Linked DNA regions of Homo sapiens: region 2 is linked to region 1. The links are chromatin loops, found by intact Hi-C in ENCODE. Cell type or tissue: heart left ventricle. All regions are shown on one strand. Each heading gives the region's core, and the rest is flanking DNA. Links, peaks and the distances in the headings are about the cores only.

The links. Peaks named below come from ENCODE experiments on the same cell type or tissue, not always from the same donor. Only the 100,000 strongest peaks of a DNase experiment are listed, where the experiment ranks them.
Region 2: a loop joins it to region 1, with 2.3 times the contacts of the local background. A loop is called at or near these places in 1 of 110 quality-filtered maps.

The regions. Positions count from the first base shown.
Region 1 is chr5:146,126,351-146,133,542 of GRCh38, reverse strand. LARS1 (leucyl-tRNA synthetase 1) reads left to right here. Exons shown (of 32, transcript NM_020117.11): 23 at 462-645; 24 at 2,434-2,524; 25 at 3,385-3,525; 26 at 4,425-4,565; 27 at 4,761-4,871; 28 at 6,998-7,108. Among named protein-coding and RNA genes, the nearest start is that of PLAC8L1, 24 kb to the right of the region's middle. RefSeq lists an enhancer at 215-384. In heart left ventricle, for the core only: a CTCF peak has its summit at 2,885 (motif pointing right); no DNase peak of the experiment used is centred there.
Region 2 is chr5:145,940,776-145,947,967 of GRCh38, reverse strand. The region is part of intron 2 of SH3RF2 (SH3 domain containing ring finger 2); the gene reads right to left. All of the region lies in intron 3 of LOC107986458 (a long non-coding RNA gene), which reads left to right. Among named protein-coding and RNA genes, the nearest start is that of SH3RF2, 7.8 kb to the right of the region's middle. In heart left ventricle, for the core only: no CTCF peak of the experiment used is centred there; no DNase peak of the experiment used is centred there; H3K27ac peaks cover 988 bases.

The DNA.
Region 1 (7,192 bases), core at 807-5,806:
AGAACCTAGTTTCAAAACTGAGAAAAATTCATATGCATTTGTACACATAAGGCACCAGTGTGTATTCTCATGTATTAAAATGTATTTTGCTACCTCTAAATGAGGCTGAAATGTTGATAAGAAAACCACAATGAAAGGTGTGTCTTTATCCCCACTTTATCATTTTCTATCTCTGCCTCATTAAAGATCACTTTATCTCATTAACTCAACATGCCTGAGAAGAAACACATATTGGTGCTTAGTGGATGCAAATCAATATGGATGGTTCGAATATTTTAACATCACGGTTAGGGATGCTACTTTTTGGTGATTTTAATTTTTGTTGTTGATCCAGGACAGTCCTTTAAAGCATTTGTTAATTTATATATGGGCTTTGCAAGGTATCCAACTGGACACATAGGACACAGTTGATACTCAGTAACCATATTTTTAATGCATTGAATTTTTTTTTCTTCTTCCAGGAATGCGTTTGGCTCTGGCTGATGCTGGTGACACTGTAGAAGATGCCAACTTTGTGGAAGCCATGGCAGATGCAGGTATTCTCCGTCTGTACACCTGGGTAGAGTGGGTGAAAGAAATGGTTGCCAACTGGGACAGCCTAAGAAGTGGTCCTGCCAGCACTTTCAATGATAGAGTTTTTGCCAGGTAATCTGTAGATCCCAATCATTTTGTGTTTTAGAGTTACTTAGTCCTGGTGCATTTTTGTTTTCTTTTTCTTTTCTTTTCTTTTTTTTTTTTAATAAAATAAACTAATGATAATAATAGCTAGTGTTCATTGAAGGCTTACTTGTGCCGGGTACTATGCTAAGTATTTTGTGTCCATTATCTGACTTTAACCTCAAAGCAACCTTATTTAATACAGATATTATTAGCTCTATTTTATAAATAAAGAAACTGAAGCTTAGAACAATTAAGTATTTCCTTAAATGCCTTAAAGCTAGTAGTTGCAAACTTGGGATATGAACTTGCTTCTGTCTGTCTTGAAAGTCTGTTCTCATAACCATTTTACCATGTTGTCTTGTTTTCGAGTAGGGCAAAATGGTTAAAGGAAAAGTAGATTAAAAGAAAAGGATAAATATCTTTGGAGTCATCCTACGCACTGGTATTATAAAGATGAATGAGACCTGATCCTTATTGTCTAGCAAGAGAGACAAACACCCAGTTTCTAAGCACAATAATAGAGACAAGGAGAATTCAGAGATGTCATGTGACTTCTGGGTTTCTTTTTTTTTTTTCCTGAGACAGAGTCTCGCACTGTCACTCAGGCTGGAGTGCAATGGCACAATCTCAGCTCACTGCAGCCTCTGCCAGGTTCAAGCTATTCTTCTGCCCCAGCCTCCCTACTAGCTGGGATTACAGGTGCCTGCCACCACGTCTGGCCAATTTTTTGTATTTTTAGTAGAGATGGGGTTTCACTGTGTTGGCCAGGCTGGTCTCGAACTCATGACCTTGTGATCCACCTGCCTCAGTCTCCCAAAGTGCTGGGATTACAGGCGTGAGCCACCACGCCCGGCCAAATTCTGGGTTTCTTGAAAAATAAACAATGTTTTCAGGGAGAGGAGAAAGTGTGGATAAGCCATGGAAAGGGTCTGATATTTATTTGAAGTACATTATCTTGTGGGCAGAGGTAGGAAATGAAACAGGTTGGGGCCAGATTAGGCCAAATTAAGAAGAACCTGGATTGGTATGAGAAAATTTTTTTCTGATATCCAGTATTAGTTATTGTAAATGCAATAATTAAAACCTGGCTATGGCCAGGCACTGTGGCTCACGCCTGTAAACCAGGCACTTTGAAAGGCTGAGGTGGGAGGATTGCTTGAGCCCAGGAGTTTGAGACCAGCCAGGGCAACAAAGTGAGATCCTGTCTCTACAAAAAAAAAAAAAATTAGCTGGGTGTGGTGGCTTGCGCCTGTAGTCCTAGTACTTGGGAGGCTGAGGTGAGAAGATTCTTTGAGCCTAGGAGTTTGAGGCTGCAGTGAGTTGTGATCATACCACTGCATTCTAGCCTAGGTGACAGAGACCCTGTCTCAAAAAAAAAAAAAAAAAAAAAAAAAAACTTGGCTACAACCTTAGTTAGGCTATTTTCATGTTGCATTTTGGGCTTTATAAGAATAAAGTGTCCATCAGGAAATTTCTGAAGAAGCATCATTTATTGTCATAAACAGGAGCCCTAAGCAGTGTCAGATGACAGTACTTAAGGATGGATAGACAATAGAGAGATTGCAGTAATTTGTTTTAAGGAACGCAAAGATGGTGTTGTGTTGAGCAGTTTTAAATGTTCTGGGCATTGTTCTCATTTTACTGCTTAAATGAGCAGTATTTCAAATTTGTATATTAAAAAGCAGTATTTTAAATTTGTGTATGCAGCAGTTTTTTATAGCTATGTATAAGTGCCTTTAAACTCAATAACCTTTTTTTCCCCGTATTCAATAGTGAATTGAATGCAGGAATTATAAAAACAGATCAAAACTATGAAAAGATGATGTTTAAAGAAGCTTTGAAAACAGGGTTTTTTGAGTTTCAGGTAGGCTGTTGATTCTTTTGGTAGCTATAAAACATGTCAATGTGAACATTATGTATTTTCCCCCTTTTTTCTTCCTGCTATAGCACAATTACTCGCCTAAAGTGTAGACTGAAAATCCTGCCAGAAAAATTTTAAATTCTTCAATAAATTGTGATTTTAAGTTATTATCTTTGGTATTTTTTCTATTGTGTCCATTTAATTTAATAATTCTGCTCCTAGTTAAGCTATGAGCATTAATATAAAGGAGATTAAATCTAAAATTCAGCTATACTTTCCAGGAAAACATTTCAAAATTGATAAAAACAAAGGCAAAATTGTAATTAATTGCCATTAATTTGAGAGCAAGCGTTTTCTGAGGTTTTCCACAAGGTGTCAGTATTTCCTCAAGTTTGGCATTTAAAGTGCTTAAAGTAAAAATGTAGCTTTACGCAATGAGCTGTGTAAAATATCACATTGAGTTTTATATAACTTGGTTTTCAGAGTTGTGGTTAAATAAGGATAAATGGCTGGGCATAGCAATGTGTTGTATTTATAGTCTTTTTTTATATTTAATATCCTATATGCTGCTAAGAGCAGTCACCCTTAATATACAGTTAAAGTTGTTCAACTTTTATGTCTCAGTTACAAACTGTCTGTAAAAAAATTCTTTTTTTGAGAATTATTAGTATAAAACTGCCATATACTTTGGACAAAGATAAATACTTGCAGATTCTTAAAGTAAAACCTTTACAGTAATTTGTTATGGATTTTTAAAAGACTAGAAACTTAAAAATGTGTTAAAACCAAGATACTGCAATTTTTCCCTTTATTTTTATTTTAAAGAAGGTGAGGGAAATGGTAAATAATTTCAAATTTTATAGGCCGCAAAAGATAAGTACCGTGAATTGGCTGTGGAAGGGATGCACAGAGAACTTGTGTTCCGGTTTATTGAAGTTCAGACACTTCTCCTCGCTCCATTCTGTCCACATTTGTGTGAGCACATCTGGACACTCCTGGGAAAGGTACCTTCATGCATTTAAAATGTTTCGAGTGGTTTTGATTTTGGCTTCATTAAATAAGTGTTGTGCTAATATTGTTACTTAAGAGAGAAAGTCTGAAAGTGAGTAATTCAAGAGTAATGCTGGATTCAGCATCATAATTATGACGGGTTAAACCAGAGCTATCTCCTATTCAGATGGATATATGTGCCCTTATTTATATACACAACAGTGCATACATATTTTTAAAAGGTGAAAATATTGAGAAAGATATAAACAATTGTTATGAGCTGCTTAAAAACAAAGATATAGGTGTATATTTGTGTATATTTGTGTAAGTATTCTTGTTTTATATAAAACTTCTGGCATATATAGGACTTAATATTCAGGGATAGTAGCATTCTTACTATGAATATAAATTCAGTTATTTCTCCCAGGCTTACAGATAAATAGATTGGCTGGTTTAATAACTCCTTTCCAGCCATATTAGCTAGGCTCTTTTGTATTTTTAAATGCATGAACAATACAGAAATGTGCTCATGATCTATATACCAAATAACCGTACTTGAATACTGGATGTATTAGCAGGATAAAAACTGAGTGTATGCATAATTTATATAATAATGATTAAATTTAGGCAAATTAGCATTACATAATTTTCTTTGAAAGTGAGCATATGTGTGTGGGTATTAATATGCTTGTACAAATGGATGCTAATTAAGAATGTAGAGTCAGACTTCACAGCTTGAATTCTAGGGAACATTAGATCAGGGGCTGTGCAAGTGTGTTATGTGTAGTCAAGTTTGAACTCTGAGCACACAATTACAGATGGTATCCTTGGTATGAAACTATAATCAAGAACCGTAAAATAGTTATATTGTCTAATCTCACTGAAGGTTTTTTTGTTTTTCTTTTTTTAAAAGCCTGACTCAATTATGAATGCTTCATGGCCTGTGGCAGGTCCTGTTAATGAAGTTTTAATACACTCCTCACAGTATCTTATGGAAGTAACACATGACCTTAGACTACGACTCAAGAACTATATGATGCCAGCTAAAGGGAAGGTAAAGTTTTTTTGTTTTTTTTTTTAAAGGATTATTCCTTAAAAGTTATTGATCAGATAACATTTAACAATAATGAAAGTTAAAAAGATTTTCATTAATGGTGAAGACCGTGGTGGTGTATGTTGGGGGAGGGTTCTTCTCATTTTTGGTTTATATAAAAGCTATTGAATGTTTTTCCTTTCTTTTACCGTCTAGAAGACTGACAAACAACCCCTGCAGAAGCCCTCACATTGCACCATCTATGTGGCAAAGAACTATCCACCTTGGCAACATACCACCCTGTCTGTTCTACGTAAACACTTTGAGGTGATGCTCTCAGTAGACTTTTCCCCCCTGATGGTGTTGTATGCTCCCTATGTTGTTTTTGTTTTTAGGATGTTGGCAATGTCTGGGAGAAGAAAGATAGGCAGCTTTGTTTCATTCCCTCTAGGCAGACAGCATCCTTTTGTTATTCTTGGTGGCTCTTAAATGGATGCTGAGGGAAAAGCTGCTGTTTTCCTCTCATTTCTGAAAAATTTATACAAAAATACATTGGATCTAGTTGAATGTAATCAAAAGAATTGGGGGTTTTCATATGTGTAGTTGAAATGATGAAATAAAAGGACAGAGTTTGCCTTTGGAATTTGTTGTAACTTGAGCAGTGGGAGTCATTCATTAAATTTATTCATTCATTATATTCATTCATTAAATTATTTCAAATCGTAACCTTGTTTATTGTTTGGAAAAAAGTGAAGCTTTGTTCTTGAGTACTTTAAATGTTGTTTGGTTTGATAATTACCTATAGAAATGTAGAGCTTGAAGACATTTTTGGCTGTGCCAGGTAATGATAAATCCACTTAAAGGGAACTCAATAACTTAGATCTAAGTTTTCCTGAAAGAAAAAAATGTATTTTTCCTCTGCATTCAAAATGTAGAAACAAAGTATGTTTATGAACTTTGGCTTTTTTGCTTAGGTTATTAAAACAGTTATTGCTAGATGCAGACCACTAAGGTGCACTTTAAAAAGAGAGACAAAATACGGATTGTGGTCAAAATGTAAAGAAGAAACGTAAAGGAAAAATTCTTAGCTTTGATATTCTAGACCATTATTGGAATTTTGCCTCAACACTTTTCATAGTTAATTAAGAAATGCTAAGAAAAGCTGCTTTTACATATGTAAAATTTGATAGAGAAGAGCAAATGTTTTTGTATTTCTTGTGAGTCTATTTTTGTGGAGAACTATTTCCACCTTTGAGTATATATGATAGAAATAGAAGGTGGCCTTTAGAATCTGCTTGCAGATTTTGAATTAAGGTAAATAAAAGATAAAAGCTACTTTGGTTGGCACAAAAGTGAAACTACCTCAGTGGATTATATATTCATACCAGCAATTTCAAGGAAGCAGTGGAAGAACCCAAATATAATATGTAATGTCTTAGGTATTAAAAAATGCATCACCTCTGTTCTTTTTGAAGTTGTTTTTTTACTTACTATTCATTTGCTAGATAATTGAAAACAGTGGTATCTTTTGGCATTAGCAGCTGTCTTTTAGATTTTTGTATGTTTTCATCCACAGGAATGAAAAGAATGTTCATTTATAATCACGAAGAGTGTTCTTATGTTGAATGTGGCACCATTTTGGTGACATAAGGCAAAGGAGTGTTTCCCACCCTTTTTCTTTTTCGTGTGTTTCAGAGGAATATATTAACAAGTAGAATATTTTTTTCCCATGTACTTTAGTAAAAGTTAGAATTGAAAATAGATTATTTGAAATTGTATTATATGTTCCTTTTCATTTAGATTCATTCCCAACCCTTCTTTTACAATAAAGAGAAAACAAGTTGCCCAAAACTTTGAAAAGACCAGTTGCTTTATTTCTCACTCTATTGAGGGGACCGTTAATATTTGTAGAAAGAAATGAATTTAGATTCATTTAAAGCACACTTGGATTGTACTCATCAGTGATATATGATATGGACATTTATTTTTGAGTAGATAGAAATGATTCTGTTTTTAACAGGTCAGTAGCTAGGGATTCTTTTCACAATTGTGGTAACAGTTTCTTCCAAGTGTCCAAAAGCAGACATTATATAAACTTGTATGATAGTTGTGTAATTTTTTATTTTAATATGACTAATAAAATGCTTTTAGAAATTTGAAAACAAGTTTTTATGAGACCATTTAGTTTCTGAACAGGAGAAATATTCAACACAAATCACTTCTTTTTCTCTTCTAAACTAAAAAGTATGTGTTGTTAATTTATAGAGAATAGGAGAGTTCCTTCTGCATTGTTCATTGAGCTTTCACTTCCCCGTGATGCTAGGGCTGGACACTTTTCTGCTGTTCTCTAAGGATTGATAGAGGCCACCATTCTATGCCTGGTCACATCTACTGTTCTGCCTTATTCTTGAGACTTTTTTTTCTACATTACTCTCCCTCCTTCCTTTTCTTAGGCCAATAACGGAAAACTGCCTGACAACAAAGTCATTGCTAGTGAACTAGGCAGTATGCCAGAACTGAAGAAATACATGAAGAAAGTCATGCCATTTGTTGCCATGATTAAGGTAAGCTGTGGACCTTATGCAGCTGTGACCACATGAGCAATGGTTAGATGGGACAATAGAAGGATGGGGAAAAGCCTTGGACAT
Region 2 (7,192 bases), core at 796-5,795, 190 kb after region 1:
GCAGTTAATAAATCTTAAAATAACTTGAAAATAAAGTTTAAGTGGTATGTGGTTTACATAAAAGACCACAAGCTATTTGGTAATATTTTAAGTAGTATGTGGTTTACATAAAAGACCACAAGCTATTGAGGACATGGATCCTGTCTCTCTCACTTTTGGAGCCCAAGCAAAGGGACTTTACCCATCAAAGACATCTTATATGTGTCTGTTGAACAAGTGAGACCTGGGAAATATTAATAATAACAATGCCTGACATTGATTGCCACTGAGCTTACTATGAGTCAGGCCCTGTGCTATGAGCTTTATAAGAATTATCTTGATATATCCTCCAAGTGATGCCATGATTTTTATTATCCCCAGGTCTATAGCACAGGGAAATAGCAGTCCAACTGTGGTGGGCATGATAGCATGTGAAAAGAGAAACCTACCTGGAGGAGTACAAGGAGATAGCTAATCATACTGGGAGCTTATTTGGTGCCAGGCCCTGTGCTAAGCACTTTATAGGCATCATCTCATTAAATCCTCCCAATAACCATATGAGGTGAGCCTTACTATTTCTATTTCATAGTAACAATGATCAGAGTCACTAAGTAACTTGCCCAGAAACACACAGGCAGTACTCATGAATGGACAGCATTGTCTTGTAAACATTAAGCAAACATTGTCTTGTTTACTTGTATCATCAGATGTCTAAGGTCAGAAGCAGCAGAAAATTGGAATACATATTTTAAAAATAATACTAAATACCTATTCCTATTATTCAGAAATAATTTAAATATATATAATTTTATTTTAAATATATATATATATATATGGGAGAGGACAGAATGGAAAGTTATTGTTCAATGGGTACAGAGTTTCAGTATGGGGTGATGAAAAAGTTCTGAAGATGGATAGTGGTGACACTTGCATAACAAGATCAATGTACTTAATGCTGCTGAACTGAACACTTAGCAAAGGCTAACATGGTAGATTTTATGTTATGTGTATTTTACCACAATAAAAAATATAATTGTTGAAAAAACTGATAAAATTAGGGCTTTGGCAGCACAAGTACAGGGGCCATGTTTCTACTGGAAACACTGTCTTCCCTTCATATTGGAGGCCAGGTCAGTTCAACTCATAAACTCAGTGGCAAATTCTTTCAGAGCCTCTTCCTTTCTGTCACTGGTATCCCTATGACTAAGTGTCAGTTAAGATGAAGTGTTTCTCTCAAGATCAAAGAGCACATGAAATTTGTGGTGTATGATGTAAGAGTTTAGTCATATGCAGAGTGGCACTGCCTATCTTCTTAGGGTTAGCGACTCATGAGCTAAGAGATCTTGAAGCTGGCCCACTGTATTTTCCCGAGAATGATGTTCATCACCCAAAAAGGTATTTAATAAGGTGATTCACAGCAAGAATGTTTCAGTCACCACATGACTTTATGCCTAATATAGTGTGCCACTTGTTTCTCAAATAGCTCTGTAATGGCTCAATTCATAAAGGGTTCATTTCTGCATAATGAGGAGTTATTTCATGATCCCATGAGGTCTACCACAGGCATGATTGTGTTTATTTATTTACTCTTCCATTAAAAAAAATTCCTAATATGGGCCAAGCTGTGGGCTGGGTGCTCTGAGCACAGTATTCAGAGATAAGATGAGTTGCCTGTTTTGTTTGTACTCGGAAAAAAGATCGAAGAAATGACAGAGATCTGAGATGAACTCAGCTACTATTTGAGTCCTGGAGTCTGAGCTCATGAGTGTCCCTGGTGTGAGCTTTCAAGACAGAGCCTGGTACATAGCAGGCACTTAGGAACAGTTTGTTGAATGCTCTGGCTTCTGAGCTGGGGATCTGGGGCAGTGTGACCCTGGGGACTGGCACAGGCCCCAGATGCAGGAAGCAGCTCATGGTGAACAGATTTATCTTTCCCTGCTCATGTTATATCACTTGCTTTGGATGTTCTTGCTGGTGTTCATGTGTGCTAGGGGTTTCAGGTAACCTGACCATTTCAATGGAAAAGACTGGCTTTGTCTGCCAAGGACATGGAGACTGCTCCTCAGTTACCCAGTAAGCTCGGTCACCTGCTTGGAGTAGAGATAACTTCTTGTTTGGCTGCACTGAATCCAAGAAGTTGCTGTAGATACAGCTGATAGTCCTCACAATGGCAGGCAACAAGTCTGGCATGAGGGCTGCTGGAGAGACTTTATTACAGAGAATGCTTGACATGCGTCTTCCTGGTGGTATCTAGTCACCCTGATAGGAAGGCAAGTATCTAGTCACTCTGCCTCTCCTCTATCTGTTTCCTTCCCTTCTCTTTCAGCTTCAATTCTCATTCAAGATATCCCTGCCCTATCCTGCCTTTTCTAGGTCCACATGCCCAGAACAGACCCTGCCTTTTCTTCCCTTGACCATACACTTCCTGACTTTTAAAACATCTTTTTGTTTTTCTAGGAAGTTTCTTTTTATCAATCAAGCTTCATTTTGTTCAAACTGAATTGCCTTGCCACCTGATATTTTCATAAACCATCATTTCTTGAGTCTAAGAATTCTTTGTCTTAATCAAGTTTATGGGGTTATAATTTACATACAAAAATGTACCCAGTTTAAGTGTCTACTTTGATGTTTTCGTAAAACTATATACCATTGCATAAAACATTTTCATTATGCAAAAAATCACTATAGTTTATGGTTTTGTCTTTTCTACAATTTTACATAAGTGGAATAAGACAGTATGTACTCTTTGGTAAGACACTTCTTTTTTCACATCTTAACATTTCTAAAATTGGATGCATCCTACAGTGAGCATGTAACATAGTAGTGTTTCTCTTTCCCTCTAAGAACTATAACTAAATAGACAATACATCTTATAATGAATACCTTAAAATCAATATCAATATCCCTAATTTTGATACATGTATGTCTCTATATATGTATCTTTGTATACAGGTATACTGACTAGTTGGTTTACCAATTAGTCTTGACTGGTTTCTGCACTGAGGAGGTGAGAATCTTTGCTTTGCTGTGCAGGTTACCATAGTGCCTATAGCTGAAAACTGGTAGGAACTAAATAAATACTGCAGAGGGTGGCAATAGTGAGTTTCCAACAGTTTCCTAAAAATATCTTTTGCATTATGACTGAGCATGTGAACTCTGAGACAGCGTTTCTCAAATTTTGTTCCATGGACAATTAATATTACTAAGAGGCTAATACAAGAAAAGGGAGAAGAAAGGGGTGTCAGTGCCATAGAAATGTGGGAAATGTTTCTTATTAAGCTCTCACTTAGAAATTTACAATTCATCAGCATGGTAAAACGTGCAAAAAGTCCTGCAGCAAAGGGAAAATGTTTAGTTTTACTTTAATCTCAGGTTTGTTTGACCCTGGCACTGTGTGGCACACCCATTACAGAATTCACCATGTGAAAGGCTGGTCTAAAGTACAAGCATGAATAAATAGAAGGAGAAAGGAAGGGAGAGTCAGGTGTGGTGTGTGCCTGTAGTTGTAGCTGCTCAGGAAGCTGAGGCAGGATTGCTTGAGCCCAGGAGTTCGAGGCTGCAGCAAGCTATAATTGGGCCACTGCACTGCACTGCACTGTGACGGAATGAGACCCTGTCTCTAAAGCATAATTTAAAAAAAAAAAAAAAAAAGGGAAAAGAAATTGAGTAAAGTTGTCCAGGTTGAGTATCCCTTGGGACCAGAAGAGTTTCAGATTTCAGATTTTTTTTGGATTTTGGAATATTTGCAGAATACATACTAGTTGAGCATCCCAAATTGAAAAATCTAAAATCTGAAATTCAAAATGCTTTGATGAACACTTCCTTTAAGCCTCATGTCAGCACTCAAAAAGTGTTGGATTTTGGAGCATTTTGGATGTCAGATTTTCAAATTAGGGCTGCACAACCTATATCTGAGCTGGTCCCAGCTAAGCCAAAGTGATGTAACAGTGCTGGCAATGGGCCAGATGAGAATGCTCTTCAAGAGTCAAGGGCTGAATAGGCACATTTCTTCTCTCCTGAGACTTTTTATAGCATGAACGGACAGGTGGGCAGGCAACTTTTCCTAAGGGGAAATGAAACAACACAAAAATATATATTGGCTAATCCCTTAGGTAACATGTCCCTAATGCACACGGCAAATAATTGAGGTTGAGTAAGAAAAACCTTATGCCCCACCCATTGCCTCAGAGCTTAGGCCATCCTGTGGGGAGTGAGCTGTTTATTGGGTTTGTCCACTGCTTGGCCAGACACCTTTAACTGATAAAACAAAAACAAAAACAAAAACAAAAACAAAAAACTGAAGTAGGTAATGGAATGGCTGTCTACAACACGGAGGAACCCACTGCAGGGATTACCCTGATCACTTAAGTGATAGTGAAGTTTTTCTCAGAAATAGCATTGATCCAATACACATAGAAATGAAAGGAAATCAGAGTGGGTCAGGTGAATATCAGGCAGAGGCTAAAAGAAATGTGCAAGAACTTACTTTCCTTTCTTAAAATATTGTCATACGGTAAAATCGACTTTTGTCTCTTGGCATTTATTTGTATAAATTTTAACACATACATAGTTTCATTTAATTACTACCACAATCAGGATATGTAACAGTTCTATCACCTCATTCTGCCCCTTTTTGGTCCCATCCTCCCCCAGTCCATAACCCCTGGCTACCACTGACCTATTTCTCATCACTACAGTTTTGTCTTTTTGAGAACTCCCTTTCCTTTTGCAGTACTCTTTGGTTCCTTTTTTTTTTTTAATGGAGATCCCTGCATGTTTCTGTGTGTGTGCAAAGAACTCTAGTGCCAGCTGACTTTCTCTTCCATTGTTACTCTTTTGTTATTTACTGTTGCTAACATTTATTAGCTTCTGTTATATGCCAGGCACTTGTGCTAAGCTCTTTATATATATTATATATATGTATATCATTTTAATCTCATTTTAATCATTTTAATCTCACAATAGCTGTATGATATAAGTATGCCTTTATTATTCCTATTATATAAGTCTAGAAACTGAGGATCAGAGAGGTTAAGTGACTTGCCTAAGGCCACACAGCTAACAAACAATTGAATCCTGGCACAAATACAGCCCACTTCACCATAAATCCTTAAATGCTACAGTAAGCAATAAAAGAGAGGAGACTAACTAGAAAAGAGGTACACTGAGAGAGATTGAAGGCAGTGCCAGTGTGGGGCCATGTGGTTATTAAAAATGTTTGTAAATGTGTGTGAAGCTGGAGAACCATCTGGGTCTCTTGACTTCTCAACCTTAGCCCCTACCTTTATGTCTTCCTCCACCTACTACATATGGTCCTTGCTGTCCCAGATGGCACCTATCTGCTGTTTTCAGGGGCCTGGGATGATTTTAATCCCCTTGCAAATTTAGCAAAAACCCCACTGTCTGTATCACAGCTCTATTACAGGACACAACCTCTGAGACTCAGGAAAGGGGCTAGTCCACCTTCTGGTTTCTACCCAGCCTCATTCCCTGATATGTTTTCTGACCTCATTTTTTTTCCCCATCAGTTGCTTGCAACACCAGCTGAAAAGTTTCTAGGACAAAGCCACCTGGTCTGTGTGCTGGAGGTGGCAGGTGTGTTCTTGCTGATAAGGGGCAAGTAAGACAGAAACGTGTGTGACTGGCATGATGCTAGCAAGGTAGGGAGAAAGTCCATCCCTACAGAACCCATGGCAATATTTGTGTTGGGGAATAGAGTGAGAAGCAGGAAAAAACGAAAGATAAAAATGTTAATAAAGAATTGATGATGCGGAGGAAGTAGACCAGGTTCTTGCCCTGTGTATGGTTTTCCTTTGAAGGTGCTGTTTGGGGAAAGTGAAGTTAGTTAGGGAGTTTTCTCCTAGAATGGATCATAGTGCCTTAAGGGTTCTGGAAGTGAGCTGCGAAGCCAGCACATGCTGGGAAGAATCACACATCTGAATCATGGCCACGGATCATGTGGAGGCAAACAAAACAATGCAAAAATCAGGGTACCAAGGACCGTCTCTGGATGGCACTTGCTTAATAAGGGGCTGAAAGGGTGTGTGTAATTTAGAGTAGAAAGTATTGAGTCACTTCAACAACAACCACAGCTAACATTTACTGAGCACTTAATATGAGCCAGTCTCTGTGCTAAGAGCTAAGTGACATGAATCATCTCACTTATTTCTCACAACAACCCTCTGAGGTAGGTACTACCATTATCTCCAATTTACAGATGGGGAATTGGAGGACCTGAGGTTTAAGTGACTCACCCAAAGTGCAGAACTGTTGAGGGGCAGAGTCAGGATTTGAATTTGGGTATTTCTCAAACCCAAGTCCACAGATTCATAACTTCTCTGCTTTACCACCTATCCTAAATCAGAAATATTACTAAAGTGTAGCAGAATGAGGAAGAAGAGAGATCAGCTATTCAGGAACCTACAATCCTTTTGAAGGCTTGCCAAGTTCCTTTGCTTTAACTGTATTAGGGAAGGAATAAGAAGAACCAGTGGAATTTGCACCACCAGGACCTCTTCCTGGAGGAGTCTGGTGATCTTGCCTGTTGGTTTGAAATAAATGCACACTGCAGAAACCTACAGCTGTTTCTCAAGTTTTCTTTTTACACAATCATCTAGGGAGGGTTTTAGACATGTAGGCACAATAGGCAATTTTTTTCTCTCTATGGGCTGGCACCATGAGGTGTGACTATTGGTTCCACCCTAGAACACTGGTTGGCACAGGAAGCATCAGGCCTCTTTGAGCCAACAAAAAGAGCTTGATGAGCTTGTTTTTTAGATGAGTCTAGGTGAGCAGAACAGACTTTGGGCTTCAAAAGCTCATGGACAGAAAGTTAAACGAACTTTTTCAGGGTGCCAGGTTATCGGCAAGTCCTTTGAAAGAGGTGTTTTACAAAATGGTGCCCTGTGACAACAGGTTATTTATGCTCTCTGAGTGGAGTACTTTATACTTAGTATTATCCTGGCCTGAGCTCATCATAGAATCAAGTTCAATAATAATACCTATTACACTCTCCTGCAAGGGCTGTAACTCCTTCTACATTTTGTAGCATGCCTCATGTGTGGCAGGGCACAATAAACAGTCAATAATAATGTTCACTGTGATAATGATCTTCCAAATGTCTTTCATCTAAGGCTCTCAAAGTGTTTTGGAGATACTAATTAGTTAAACCTCACAGTAGCTGTCTGTTTTTATACATGACATCTTCCCATTT